Linked DNA regions of Homo sapiens: region 2 is linked to region 1. The links are chromatin loops, found by intact Hi-C in ENCODE. Cell type or tissue: gastrocnemius medialis. All regions are shown on one strand.

Region 1 (2,500 bases):
TGTGGATAATTTCTAACACGGATCAAAGGCACCAAAAAGGTGAGCTGTAAGATATTCAGACCTGCACCGTCCCCTGCAGTAGACACAGACAACATCTTGGTAGGCAACTGGGTGAAAATTCAGAGACAACCCTAGGAACTATGAGGATGAAAAAAGTTAGCATTCATGGAATGAGGCACTGAAGAACCTGAAAAGCTGGAATAACCCCATGAAATAATGAGAATAATTGTAGTATCCTGAACCGGGGCACAGGACACAGGACTAGGGTGGAAGGCGGCATGAGACTACGCGCACAGGAAAGACCCAGGGATCACAGTGGCCCAAAGCTGGGCACTTCCCAATTCTGGGGATTTGTGCTACAGGCACTCCAGGCTCCACGGTAGAACTGTGTCCAGCACGAAGGCAGTGCTGTCTTGCGGGAGGCAGGGCTGCACCACCACAGGGGCGGGAAGGGGCCCGGCAGGGAGGCGCCCAGTGTTTCCAACTGCACGGGGTCGGGGGCGGCGCTGATGCAGAGCGCGGGGGCGCAGGTTAAACCTAAAGGGGGGAAGCTTTTCGGGGCAGAACAGACAACGGAGAACGCTGCACACTGCCCTTCCCACCCGAATTGTGTTTTGCCCTTTTTTTTTTTTTTGAGACGGAGTTTTGCTCTTGTTGCCCAGGCCTGGAGTGCAATGGCCTGATCTCGGCTCACCGCAACCTCCGCCTCCCGGGTTCAAGCAATTCTCCTGCCTCAGCGTCCCGAGTAGCTGGGATTACAGGCGTGCGCCACCACGCCCGGCTAATTTTGTATTTTTAGTAGATACTGGGTTTCTCCATATTGGCCAGGTTGGTCTCGAACTCCTGACTTCAGGTGATCCACCGGCCTCGGCCTCCCAAAGTGCTGGGATTACACGCGTCAGCCACCGCACCCGGCCTGCTTGCTTTTTTTTTTTTTTTTTTTTTTTTTTGCAGAGTCTCGCTGTCCACCGGGCTGGAGCTGCAGTGATCTCGGCTCCCTGCGGCCTCGACCTCCCGGGCTCAGGCGATCCTCCCGCCTCAGCCCACGGAGTACATGGGACCACAGGAGCCCACCACGCCCGACTACTTGCTGTAATTTTTGTAGGGATGGGGTCTAGCCCCGCTGCCCAGGCTGGTCCGCACTGCTGGGCTCAAGAGCTCCGCCCGCCTCCGCCCCCCAAAGCGCAGGGATCCCAGGTGTGAGCTACCGCGCCCCGCCCAGAGTTTCCGACTGTTAGCGTGAATCACATTCACGTCAAAACTTCTTTTTATACAAGAACTAAAAGGCAAACGAAATCCCTGCTCCATCACTGCCTGTCCCGGGTCGCGGCGCGGGACATTTCCTCCAAGCGCCTTCCCGGCCCCGCGCGCAGGTGGCCTGCGCCGGAGGATCTCGGACAACGCGCATTTCCTGCGCCCCCGGAAGCGGCGGTAACGCCTGGCCCTGCCCCGGCAGAGGCGGAAGTGGTGTCGCTCTGAGGTCGCCAGTCGCCGCACGCGCCTCAGCCCAGCCGCGCGCCTTGGCCCTTGGCCGCCTACTCCTACCGCCCCGGCCTTGGGCGGCCCTGGGCCTGCTGCGGGCGCGGCGCTGCCCGACCAGAGCTTCCTGTGGAACGTCTTCCAGAGCTGCCACCTGGCACCGCCCCGGCACCTCCCGCCTCCCCCGCAGCTGCCCCGGACCCGTGTCCCGACCCCCGCGGCCAACCCCGTTCCCTGCCGGTTGCCCCGCGGCCTCCCCCGTCACCTGCCGGGTCCCCAGCGGCCTCCCCCGTCCCCTGCCCCGACCTCCGCCGTCTCCACCGCCCCTGCCCGGACCCCCGCGGGCGCCCCCGAACCCTACCCCGACCGACGCGGCCGCCCCCATCCCCTGCCCCGACCCCCGCGGCCGCCCCCATCCCCTTCCGGGTCCCCCGCGGTCTCCCCCGTCCGCTGCCCGGTCTCCTGGGGCCGCCCCTGCCTCCTGCCCGGTCCCTGTCCTGTGCGTCGGGCGCTTCCCAAGGTGCAGAGGGCGCCACTGCATACCCGAGGTCGCGGCCACCGGCTCCTGGGCCAGGCCCCGTTTCTCGCCTCGAGCCGTCGGGGGAGGGTCTCCAGGGTGCTTGTTTGGGGAAAGCGGAAACAGACTGTCTGGGCCGCTGTTAAAATGTCAGCAGCCAAGGAAGAAGCAGCGACCTGGCGTCTGCTCGGGCCAGGTGACCTTTATGGCGGCGCCTTCTGTCCCTGGTCGCTTTTCCACTGAATGAATGACCGAAACTGTAGTAACTCATGGCCAGGGAATGGCTTAGTTATCTGAGGGAATCTTGTCTTGTCTGTGAAAAAGGGAAACTGGTGCAAATGGGAATTCAGACAGGTCAGGAGGGGAAGGAAGGGAAGGATTGAGGTGGGAAAAGAGAGAGAAAGATGATTGGCCTCTTAGGGGAAGAACACACTTGGACGTGGCTCCTGGGGCACTTCCTTGATTCCGCTGTACTCGTCAGCGGGACCGGAGAGGCGGAGGTTC
Region 2 (2,500 bases), 270 kb after region 1:
AATCTGCTCCTGCCAGTCTGCAGGGAACCACGGATCTGCTTTCCGTCACGTAGGAGGCATTCTCGACACCCTCTGTACACAGCATGCGCTTTATTTGGCTTCTCTTACGCAGCGTAGTGACTTTCAGATTTATTCAAGCTGCTGCGTGCGCCAACAGTCCACTCCTTCCTAGTGCTGAGGCCCCCATCACATGAGCACAACTGTTTCTTGTGTGTGATGTGTTGTCCTCTGGCTGTGCACTGCCAAAAAAGACATCATTAAAAAAAATTTAAATATAATGTAAGACCTGCCTTGTCTTAGGAAACGTTTTTCTGGCAGTGGCTCACACCTATAATCCCAATACTCTGGGAGGCTGAGGCAGGAGGACTGCTTGAGCCCAGGAGTTTGGGACCAGCCTGGGCAAGAGGGTGAAACCCTGTCTCTAAAAATTAGCCAGGCATGGTGGCTCACACCTGTAGTCTCAGCTCTTAGGGAGGCTGAGGTGGGAGGACTGCTGGAGCCCAGGAGGTGGAGGCTGCAGTGAGCCGAGATCACACCACTGCACTCCAGCCTGGGCAGCATGGCAAGACTCTGTCTCGACCAAGAAAAAAACAAAAAATTAACAGAAGGAAAAACAAAACGGCTTTCTTATCAAAAATACACTTTAAGAACAAATTTATAATATTAAGTTGCTGCAAAAGTAATTGTGCCTTTTACCATTGAAAGCAATGGCAAATACTGCAATTACTTTTGCTCCAACCTAATATTATTTTCTAATGACAAACTTGGAAATAACTGTCATTGCTCTCTAAAAAGAACAGCCTAAAAATAAAGCAGCAGCCCATTTACTTCTATGCCAGTTCTTTTAGCATTTGGTTATTTAAACCGGCAGTCCCTAACCTTTTTGGCACCAGGGACTGGTTTCACGGAAGACACTTTTTCCACTGACAAGTGTGGGGATGGTTTGGAGATGAAACGGTTCCATCTCAGATCATCAGTATTAGATTCTCATAAGCGGGGCATAACCTAGATCCTTCTCATGCGCAGTTCACAACAGGATTCCACTCCTATGAGAATCTAATGCCACCACTGATCTGACAGGAGGCGGAGCTCACACAGCAATGATATGACAGGGGCGGAGCTCACAATAATGATATGACAGGGGGCGGAGCTCACACAGTAATGATATGACAGGGGGCGGAGCTCACACAGTAATGACAGGGGGCGGAGCTCACACAGTAATGATGACAGCGGGCGGAGCTCACACAGTAATGCTCTGGCAGGGGGCGGAGCTCACACAGTAATGCTCTGGCAGGGGGCGGAGCTCACACAGTAATGATGACAGGGGGCGGAGCTCACACAGTAATGATGACAGGGGGCAGAGCTCACAGTAATGCTCTGGCAGGGGGCGGAGCTCACACAGTAATGCTCTGGCAGGGGGCGGAGCTCACACAGTAATGCTGACGGGGGTGGAGCTCACACAGTAATGCTGACAGGGGGTGGAGCTCACACAGTAATACTCTGGCAGGGGGCGGAGCTCACACAGCAATGCTCTGACAGGGGGCAGAGCTCACACAGTAATGCTCTGGCAGGGGGCGGAGCTCACACAGTAATGCCGACGGGGGTGGAGCTCACACAGTAATGCTGACAGGGGGTGGAGCTCACACAGTAATACTCTGGCAGGGGGCGGAGCTCACACAGCAATGCTCTGACGGGGCAGAGCTCACACAGTAATACTCTGGCAGGGGGCGGAGCTCACACAGTAATGCTCTGACAGGGGGCGGAGCTCACACAGTAATCTCTGGCAGGGGGCGGAGCTCACACAGTAATGCTCTGCCAGGGGGCGGAGCTCACACAGTAATGCTCTGCCAGGGGGCGGAGCTCACACAGTAATCTCTGGCAGGGGGCGGAGCTCACACAGTAATGCTCTGACAGGGGGCGGAGCTCACACAGTAATGCTCTGGCAGGGGGCGGAGCTCACACAGTAATGCTCTGGCAGGGGGTGGAGCTCACACAGTAATGCTCTGGCAGGGGGCGGAGCTCACACAGTAATGCTCACTGGCTGGCTGCTCACCTCCTACTGTGTGGCCTGGTTCCTAACAGGCCATGGACTGGAACAATCTGTGGCCTGGGGATTGGGGACCCCTGATTTAAAGAATCGAGGACACACTCACCTAGCAAACCATCTGCTAAGAAAAAAGGAGGAAAAGCACCAACATTAATTTGAACTTAGAAATAAACTACAAGGCCAGACATGGTGGTTCACACCTATAATTCCAGCACTTCGGGAGGCCAAGGAGGAACGATCACTTAAGCCCAGCAGTTTGAGACCAGCCTAGGCAACAAAGTGAGACCCTGTCCCTACAATTACAAAATAAATGAGCTGGGCGTGGTGGTGCACACCTGTAGCCCCAGCTACTTAGAAGGCTGAGTCGGGAAGATCACCTGAGCTGCCCAGGAGTTTGAGGCTGCAGTGAGCTGAGACTGCACCAACCCTGTCTCAAAAAAAAAAAAAAAAAAA

Evidence for each region. A loop is a pair of places that touch in the nucleus more often than their neighbours do. Peaks named below come from ENCODE experiments on the same cell type or tissue, not always from the same donor. Only the 100,000 strongest peaks of a DNase experiment are listed, where the experiment ranks them.
Region 2: it touches region 1 in a loop (16-fold over the local background); 9 of 110 quality-filtered maps call a loop at or near these places.

The regions. Positions count from the first base shown.
Region 1 is chr3:195,953,513-195,956,012 of GRCh38, reverse strand. LOC124906253 (keratinocyte proline-rich protein-like) reads left to right here and starts at 1,487. Exons shown (of 4, transcript NR_197446.1): 1 at 1,487-2,500. RefSeq lists an enhancer at 1-593 and a silencer at 1,547-1,686. In gastrocnemius medialis, no CTCF peak of the experiment used is centred here; a DNase peak (open chromatin) is centred at 1,462; H3K4me3 peaks cover 676 bases; H3K27ac peaks cover 1,019 bases.
Region 2 is chr3:195,686,272-195,688,771 of GRCh38, reverse strand. MIR570HG (MIR570 host gene) reads right to left here and starts at 274. Exons shown (of 5, transcript NR_122105.1): 1 at 1-274. It also overlaps the pseudogene SDHAP2. In gastrocnemius medialis, no CTCF peak of the experiment used is centred here; DNase peaks (open chromatin) are centred at 1,221 and 1,881; H3K27ac peaks cover 2,250 bases.